Linked DNA regions of Homo sapiens: region 2 is linked to region 1. Evidence: chromatin loops called from intact Hi-C (ENCODE). Cell type or tissue: endothelial cell of umbilical vein. All regions are shown on one strand. Region 1 overlaps PDE5A (phosphodiesterase 5A). Region 2 overlaps FABP2 (fatty acid binding protein 2).

Region 1 (5,000 bases):
TTAATGTGATTTAAAAAATTTTTTTTCTTTCTTATTTTCGAGACAGAGTATTGCTGTATCATTCAGGCTGGAGTGCAGTGGCACGATCTCACCATCGCAGCTCACTGCAACCTTGGTCTCCCAGGTTCAAGAAATTCTTGTGCCTCAGCCTTCCCAGTAGTTGGGATGACAGAGGCATGCCCACAACATCCAGCTAATTTTTGTATTTTTAGTAGAGTAGGGGTTTTGCCATGTTGGCCAGTCTGGTCTCAAATTCCTGGCCTCAAGTGATCCACCCACCTTGGCCTCCCAAAGTGTTGGGATTATAGGCATGAACCACCACACCTTTAATGTAATTTCAAAAGTATTTCTCTATGTTGTTAAAATTTTCACAGTTATTTTAATAATCACATAAAGTATTACTGAATGAAACATCTTTTTAAGAAGGGATTCTTTACCTGGGATTTAACAACAATCAATGTACTTAAGCGTTAAAAGCCAAAACTTGAGAATTTTCAATAAGTGTAAAAAATTTTGAAACTAATAAATCCATCAGCACCTAGAAAAAAACAAATAGTCCTCATATAATCATTCTTCCAAGAGAAAATCAGAAATTATATGAACGAAACTTTTATTTTAATTAAATGGGAAGCAGTTTTGAGGATGTCATAAAATGAGTACTTGGGTCTATTTTGTCCAAGAATAAGTAAAAATATACTACAAGTATTGGGGTCTTTTGTCAATTCCATAGCATGTATGTCTGTATCTAGATAGTTTTCATTACCTTGTCAAACTTATTTCTCAGCCTGTGTTGTCTGTTTTTAGGATTCTTTTTCTAGTGTGTTTCACATGGAGTGTGAGGAATTAGAAAAATCATCTGATACATTAACAAGGTAAAAGCACGTATTCTCTACTTGTCTTTATCACATGATATAATATTGGCTAAATAGTTATTTCATGACCAGTTTGATTTAAGAAATATAAGCTACAGATTATTTTATTGTCTCTTGTCTTTTCTCACATTTACGGTCCTAAGTCGTCCTCCATCAAGATGGAGAGACTATTGACCACAGTGACTTAAAGTTGTTACTTTGTTAAGTATTTATATTTAAATCAAAACTCATTACTAGACTATTATTTTGACAATGTGGTACAAGGAAGGGCCTTTTCTCCTATTAAAGGATTTTAGGAATTAGCAAAGGGTGGGGTGTAACTTGGAGGCAGATGGGGAATTCATTTGACTCAGAAGGTAGACCTGACTTTAAGCCTTGACTGCTGACTTGGGCATGAAGTGAGTAGTCAAGGGAGATAAACCATGGATTGTCTAACCAGAGAGTTTTCTGATGTCCTGGAATTTGGGGTTCACATGGTCATAATTGAATTGCTGACCTTTATTTCCTTCTTGGCTTTGCTGATCATGCATTGAAGATTATATCCCGTCTCCACACCTATTCTGTCCTAAGCTCCTGTGCCATTGCATTTTCTAGCAGATTTGACATTGTTTTAGTTAGTATTGAATCCTTTTGAAATGTCTGAAAATGTGCACATTAATATATATTATTTTAATTTTATGATGCTGTAATATCTTTTTTCCTTTTTGGAAAGAAGATTTTAGAAAGTTTCTAGGTAGGACATATGTAAATATTTGAATATTTTACTTTTTGGCTTGCATAAATAATGAGTTCCTATACATAAATAGAAATATAGGCATCTCTGTTTATATATTTACCTTTACCTCCATGGGACAATAGGAACATCAGTATGATAATCATATTAAAAGTCCAAAATGATGAATTATCTACATTATCTTTTAATATTTGTGCAGCAGCATATCCCTGTGTATTATATTTTAGGTATTGGCTTTTGATTTTTTTCTTATAAATTCAGCCAGGCCCTCTAATTTCTTTTAGCAGTAGCTGGACAAATCCAGTGAATTGGTGTGATAGTGACCTCTACTGGTAAATATGCATTTAAAAAAACACAAAAATGTCTTGCTATATATATATTTGTTTCTAAATACCACATTCCCTCTCTGTAGGAAAAATGGAAAGGATCTTTCCACTTATTGATTTAATGATTCCAAGACAGTCTTAGTATAAAGATATTTTTTATAAAGGTTAAATAGGTCAGTGTGATTACCTTAAAAGAGACTAATTTACATGGATCATTTTAACTGATTTATTAATTGACTTTACAATAATGAAAATCATTTCAACAGTAATAGCTTATGTTAACTAAACATTTAAAGTTAGCTTTTTTTTTTTTTTTTTTTGAGACGGAGTCTCGCTCTGTCGCCCAGGCTGGAGTGCAGTGGCGGGATCTCGGCTCACTGCAAGCTCCGCCTCCCGGGTTCACGCCATTCTCCCGCCTCAGCCTCCCAAGTAGCTGGGACTACAGGCGCCCGCCACTACGCCCGGCTAATTTTTTGTATTTTTAGTAGAGACGGGGTTTCACTGTTTTTAGCTGGGATGGTAAAGTTAGCTTTTATTATAGTGATACAGTAAAAGGCCTCTGAGATTTTTTTTATTTTAATAAAAATTAGGTAACAGGCCTAAATTTGCAGTAACTGAATTTAAAATGGTGTTTAGTAATGTTAACATTTTGAAAAAGGGCAAAACTAATATTGATACTTATTTTTCACCAGCAAATTCTTTATTTTGTTCCTAAAACTGATTATTGGTAGGATTTAGGACTCCAATTCTCATTATTAAAAACTTTGCCAATCCAAACTTTGCCATCTCTCAATTTGATGAAGTACTAGGCAATTTGATGTTAGCAGTAAGCAAATCATTCTTTTCAGGAAGTTATTTATCAATTAAAAAGTATAGCTCATTCGAGATTTTTCCAACCAATCCACTAATGACCTCATAAATTAATATACTGAAGATGGTTTTGAAATGTTAAATGTAAAACAACATATTCAGGGTGAACATTACACATAATTATTAGAAGCATATCATAAAAGGGATAAAGCATAGTAAGCTCTTGGGAGTTGAGTTGCCCAGGAATTTCCAAAGGGAGGCTCATTTCCACATGGTGGGAAGTTTTAGAGTTTTTGTGCTTCAATTCAAGAGCCACCCAATTAGAAGGAAAAAAATGAGTATAATGTTGTGCCGTTTATGTTAGCTCTTTAAGAAGTAGATATTTTAGTGCTATAATTCCATACTAATTAACTTTATGTTCATTCACAAATGCACATTTGTGTCATAAAATGATAAATACATAGAATTAATCCTTTTAGGTCACTTTCTTGGAATATACATATTAGTTTATACTTGTTATTGATTATCATATTAGAAAATATAAGTGTAATTAAATAAGTAAAGACTACTACTTTAAAAAATTGTGGATACAGTGTAGAAGAATGTAGAAGTCAGATTGATTGTATTTAAATGTAAGTATTTAAGTTGCACCACATACTGGGCTTACTAGCTGTGAGACTTCATGTAAATTATTTAATCTCTCAAAGCCTCAGTTTCTTCATCTGTAGTGGTAGTAGGATTGTACTAAGAATCAAATAAGATAATGTATATAAAATGCTTCAGAAAATTTCTGGCATTCAGTAAGTGTTAGCTATTATTTCCATGTCTCTTTGATTTTTTTTTTATTTGTCTTTGGTTTACATTACCTGCAGTGACTCCCATTTAATTCTAAAGCACAGAAATTTATCTTTTCAAGCTCCACGTACCTAATTCTCTCATCCCAACAATGCACTCATATACAGTTCATTGATACACATTGTACAAAAAGCCTTAGATGTGTGAGTTAGTCCAGGTCTTCCAAGAAACAGATGCCAAGATTAGATTAAATGTGCAGAAATTTATTAGAGAAAACACCCTGTGAGAACCAGAGGGAAGGAGCCAGGAAAGCCATCAGACCAACACGAAAGTCTGACCCAGAGTTAAGGAGAGGAAGAAGGAAGGAAAGTTGTACAGAAGTATCCTAGACAGCTGAACAGTTCTAAGGAAGGTTTGGCAAGGCTGCTGGGAAGTCCTCTAGCTGAAATTTACTGTGAGAAGAATACTGGGCCTCCCAGGATTAGGCCTACTTTAGTGTCCCTAGTGTGCTCAGTCTTTTTCTCTGGGATCAACCCTGGTAGAGGTGACCTCAGTGCAAACTTGTTGATGGCTTCCAGAGCACAGCAACTTGAGACATTGGTCAGCTACTCTTTCTACAATTGGAGCTCTGAGGCACATTCTAAAGGACACTATAATATTCCCATCAGTAAAAGAATGAGATCCATATTCCTTGTATTACACTTTCAAAATCTTTCACTATCTGTCCTAGCCTAACATTTTCAGCCTGAAATCATCATTTTATTCTTGACAATCTGTAACTATTTAGTGTTTCCCAGTTACACATAGAACTCTTCCATGTCAGCAATGTGTTTTATACTGTTTCGTTTTGTTTTGTTTTTTCCTGCCTGGAATACTCTACCTTTCATTCCTGATGTCTCTCCTTTAAAAATTCTGAACCAACTGTGAATTCATTTCTCTAATGCTACCTCTTCCCTATTCCACTCCATTTAGGTGCTACCTGTCCATCTTCTCCACACGTGTGGTGCTTGCATTGTTACACCGTATCACTTAGGATTAGGCTTAACTGTGGATCATGAAAACCCAAAATAAAAATAGCTTAAACAAGAACACAGTATTATTACTCTCTCCTGTAAAAGCCCAGAGGTAGCCAGCTCAGGCTCGGTGCTGTAGCTGTGCTCCACAAAGACCTTGGGGACCAAGACACCTTTGGACTTTCTACCTTACATCCCTAGGATATGGCCCTTTCCTTCAGGGTCAAGGATGCAGCTCCAGTCATTATATCCACATTTTAAACAGTAGGATGGGGGACTGGGAAAGAAGGGACAGACAGCATGTATCACCTGTCTCTTAGGAAGGTTACTAGAAGCCATCACAGACATTTACTCTTACATCCTGTTGTCTAGAACTTAGCCAGATGGCAATACTAAGCCACTAGGGTGGCTGAGAAATGTGGTCTTTATTCTGGGTGGCCATATATGTCCA
Region 2 (5,000 bases), 240 kb after region 1:
AGACTTGGAAGAGTTGGAGGGTTGGCAGGGGGCGATGATAATTTACTTAATGGGTACAATGTACATTATTCAGGGGGTGATGGTTACAGCCCAGACTTTACCACTATGCAATATATCAATGTAACAAAACTATACTTGTACTCCTTAAATTTATATAAAAATACCTTAAATCTATGTTCATTTTATAATTTCATAAAAATCTTCACATAGGAAATAGTAATTATTTAGATTTTCACATGCTTCTCTTCATAAAAGCTCAATGTATTTTTATCCCTCTAATCTTATGTGTCTACCATATATGAATCAGGAAAAGGCAGGTATTAATCTCAATACAAAAACTGAGAGAGACAAAGGCACAAAGAAGTTTATTAGCTTGTCTAATATTGTACAAAGTCCATGATGAACAGAAGAATTAAATGTAGGTCTTGACTTTCAGCCTAGATCATTATGATCTATGCTATTACTCAGCCTGTTATAAACAAAAATATATTAAGAAAAAAAATGTCCTTAATTCCTCAGTGGCACCCAAGAATAGCACTCTAAATGAGTCAGGTCAGACTGTAAAATAATGGTGTTGAGTGATTAGACACTTATCTATTTCTAGTCTCATTGCAGGCTGACTTTTTTCACCATTTATATCCTTTCTAGAATTAAATTTCCACTATTTATTAGTATTGGAGAACAGCCTATTATTTGTTAAGTGACTTCCATTTCAACAACCGTTTTTCGGGAAAACCAACCTTGTCATTACACCACCCTGCTTGGCCAAAAGAGGGTCCCTGACCCAAGAGCAGCCAATCTACCACAATTTGGCCAGATCATGAGCTCTGTGTAGAAGGAAAAATGACAACTAACTGAACCTGCAAGAACCTCTTTCTAGGGAGTTTGAATTTGAGAAGTACACAGTTAGTAGTTGATAGCAAGGAAAAAGGCTTAAAGAGGACAAATAGAGCAGACAATAAGTAGAAGTCATGAGTACCTGAAACTATGAACAAGCAGTAACCATAGGGTAGATAGCAGAATGTCGGGGCAGTCAGAAGCAGTTGGAGTAGTAGAAGCTGAAATATTTACACATGCAATATGGTATCTGGGATTTGCTTCAAATTGCTTTCTCCCCAATCTAGGGTTGGGGAGGAAGATTGATACAAGTTGGCAATTCTTGCAGCTGTTGCAAAGTGCCTGACACATAATAACATATGATAGGTTCACTGAATAGGAACACAGGAATTCATTATATTCATCTCTGTACTTCTGTATGTATTTGAGATTTTCCATAACAAGAAGTTAAAAATATAGTACTTACATACACATATAACTCCAGAATCCAACCACTTCCCATCACTTCCACTGCTATCACCTTAGTATGAGCCACCATTATCTTTTTCCTGGATTACTGTTACAACTCTCTAAAAAGCCCAAGAACTTCTACCTTCCCTACTCCACCCCTTTAGTCTCTTTTTCTACACAGCAGCCAGAAGGATCCTTTAAAAATCTAAATCTGATCACATCGCTTATCTGCTCAAACTGCTGCAATGGCTTCCATTTTCACTCAGAGGAAAAAGCCAATGTTCTTACAATGACCTGTAAGACCCTATATGATCAGATGCCCTGTTACCTCTCCAACACGTGGTCCTGTTTTTCATGAAATATCTGGGGGAAGAGTGTTTCAAGCAGAGGAAACACCCTGGAGCAAAGACACCAAGGCAGTAGCAAACCTGGTAAATTTGAAGAACATAGCCTGGAAAGAGTCCCCAAATCACCCAGAGCTGACCAAAAACAAGACCAATGTTCAGGAAACACAGGCTGACTCAGCTTTCCTAAAATTTAGGAATGATGTGGTGAAAAAGAATGGGTTTTAGAATCACAGACTTGCCCAAATTCTTGTCTGCCCATTTACTGACTAAAATTCAAGTTCTGATTCTCTATTTTTCTCATTTGAAAAATGGGGAAAATGTAATGATTTTCTGAGCTTGTTGCAATTGAGGTATTATGTATAAAACATCGAGTGTAATGCCTGGCATATACCTGGTACTCAAATGTAACATAAACATGTACCCTTCTCCTCTAGAGAAAATGGGGCAAAGTATATCCTGAGTAGATGGGAAAACTCTTTTCTTAAAATACCTCTCATGGAGTCTGCGTGAGAGAGTGAGCCTTGGCCTGGTAGATGAGAATACTTAGTTCCAGTCCAGTCTGTGACATAACTAGCTGGGGACTTTGGGAGAGTCTCTTCATCTCTTTGGAATGTAGTTTAATCATCTTTAAAATGAGAGGATTGAACTAGATCTCCAAATTTTCTTTCAGTGCTAAGATTCTATGATGTCTGAATGACATTTAGTGATTCCTTCCTTTCTTAAGCAGCCTTTTTGGTGTGGGTCACAGGGGACAGGACATTAGAACAATGGAAGGTAGGATGGGAAGAGGGAAATATTTACATTATAAAGTATGGCTGGTTTCATGGGTGTATGGCTTGTGTGGGCTCAGAGGGCCCTGTGCTTGGTTTAATGCTCTTTTCTTACTGTCCTAAAATTCTCAATACTTTTTGAACAACTTCTGCATTTTCATTTTACACAGGGCCCTGAAAATTATGTGGCTTGTCCTATTTCTATGGATTGACTATTAATAAGTACAAAAGATATTTTCCTATGAGCAACTAGAGAGAATGGTAGCAAGACATCTCTAGGCACCTAAAGAAGGGTGAATGGATGGATGGAAAAGATAGTTGCCTGGGATAAAATGGAAGTGAGATAAGGTTATGTGGTGATGGGGAAGGGAAAAAGGAGGTAGATGGTCACTTCATCATTAAGAAGTGCTTCTTTACCTTTTGCTACTTGCTTTCTCTAAACTATAGTATAAGAATGCCATCTGCTGGCCAAGGATACAGACTCTTTCGGAGGTTTCCAATGCAGTGTCTTTGCCGCATTTCAGTGTCTAGGGAGTGTTCCAGAAAGGTCTGATATACCGTAGTCTACACTTTAAAATGTTAATTATTAAATGCTTCTTCAGTTCCAAACTCCACACTAAACAAAGCTAATACAAAGACTCCTCTTGAACCGATCCACTAAAACTGCTTTCATTTATTGAACAAAAAATAATTTTAAAAAAGCACTATGTGCCAGACAGCAAGTATTTAATGATGAACACTATTGGTAGAGATATTTAGGTGATTAAGAATTTCCTCAAATGGATACAAACTCTCAGGCTCATCTTGGGTCTGAATCGAAATACCAAGAATAGCATCATCATCTTCAGCATTGGATGGTCATCTAGAGTAGGGTTATACTCTCACTCAGTGGGTGCTAATATGCAGGGTGGTGTATATTGCCTTCAGGCCCGATGACCAACCTTCAAGCTATTGTCTGGAACAGATTTTACTGGAGAATTGACTGGAAAAGAAGAGTATGCAAGACAGTGGCAGAAGATGAAAGTTTGAAGCAAATGGTGGAAATCAATAGTCATGGATAAAGCATAGTGTTCCAGAGGGCTTCTCTCATCCATATATATCCTCATTGAAGATTCCATTAGAATGATGGATTGCGAGAAGTCCTCCCTGCCATGTAATCAAGATTTCCAGGAATGAAAGAGGGAGCTTAAACAATTAGTAGTTAGGACTGCTGTGAAATGAAGGAGTAGTAGAACTCTGAAGGAGGACAGGCAAGGAAGTGCTCCCTAAATGTCAGCCCAGTTTCAAAGCCACATCTCTCAGATTACAGGTAGTGTAACTGTTCTTATCAAATGATTCTGGCACACTCACTATATTCACTGGAGAAAACACCTGAAAGTCAAAGAACAGTACTCTTCCTAAACTTGAAAACAAAATGTCTTTTAGGTAAAGGAGTATATGCTCAATGCCTTCACTGGGTTTTAATTTAGAAACTTTTAAACAAGATTTTTTTTAAAAAAAGGATACTGAAGGGCATCATTGTGACACAGAACTTCCTCTCTTTAACATATACTTGGAACAGAGAAACCTCAGTAAAGATGGAGGTTATTTCACAATCCCAGTCCAGACTGAGTGTTTGTCCTGCATGTTCCCATGGCACAAAGTGTTCAACTCCAGCAATACCATTACTCTATATTCAATCTGCTTGCCTGCCTCCTCTAGTTTGTGAGCTATATGAGGGCAAGGATAGGGTCTTATATCTATACCCCACACTGTATCCCTCTAACACATAGCAAATATTAATGATTGTAATTTGGGGCATGCTGGGCAGCCCCAGCCTCAGAAAGCCAGCTTTCCCCATTCTTTCTTAAACCCAGAAGATCTACTGAGGGAATAAGTCCTTGTTGTTCTTTACAAACAGATAAACTTATTCTGAACCAGATCACCCTAGCCATATCTGATTAGGTCAAAAATGGCCACCTGACCCAAGGGCAGTCAATTTCTATACTTGAGAGCAGCCAATGATAGGAGAACTCTGTCCAAGACCAATAATTCTCATTAATTAAAACCAGGTAGGGTCTCTGTTGAGAATTTGACTTCAATACACAGAGAAAGTCATTAGCTAGTAATGATGGGCAAAAGTTAAGATACAGATGGAAAAGCAAACAACAGATGCCATGAGGTAAAAGCAGTCATGATGAGTTCTAGTAAACAAAAACCGGATAGAAGAAAAGAGGGGTGAGATAACATTTTTAGATGTGGAAGTAATGAATTCTTGCTTCTGGTGGATAAAAAGATAACTTGTTCAGTATAGGCTCCTCGTATTCTGAGTAGCCAAGAATACATATTCCTTTAACCAAATATGAACCAAGCACCTACCATGTGCTAAATATGACATGAGTTTTAGTGGTGAACAAGACAAATCTATTTTGTTCCCATGGAACTTTGAATCTGCTTAGCTTAGAATCTAGACATAGAAGACATATTGAATAAGTAAAAATTATTGCGATAAGTATTATAAAGGAGTAACGGTAGGCTTTCATAGAAATATATGCAATCTTGAATTATACTTTCCATTGAACTATTTTTCATAAGATGCTTAATTGTACAGACTTTC

The links. Hi-C counts contacts between places; a loop is a spot of excess contacts. Peaks named below come from ENCODE experiments on the same cell type or tissue, not always from the same donor. Only the 100,000 strongest peaks of a DNase experiment are listed, where the experiment ranks them.
Region 2: it touches region 1 in a loop (7-fold over the local background); 6 of 110 quality-filtered maps call a loop at or near these places.

The regions. Positions count from the first base shown.
Region 1 is chr4:119,556,168-119,561,167 of GRCh38, reverse strand. It overlaps PDE5A (phosphodiesterase 5A), which reads left to right. Exons shown (of 21, transcript NM_001083.4): 7 at 805-872. Among named protein-coding and RNA genes, the nearest start is that of PDE5A, 70 kb to the left of the region's middle. In endothelial cell of umbilical vein, a CTCF peak has its summit at 1,919 (motif pointing left); a DNase peak (open chromatin) is centred at 1,917.
Region 2 is chr4:119,312,424-119,317,423 of GRCh38, reverse strand. It overlaps FABP2 (fatty acid binding protein 2), which reads left to right. Exons shown (of 4, transcript NM_000134.4): 4 at 1-174. Among named protein-coding and RNA genes, the nearest start is that of FABP2, 7.2 kb to the left of the region's middle. In endothelial cell of umbilical vein, a CTCF peak has its summit at 2,896 (motif pointing left); a DNase peak (open chromatin) is centred at 2,873; H3K27me3 peaks cover 481 bases.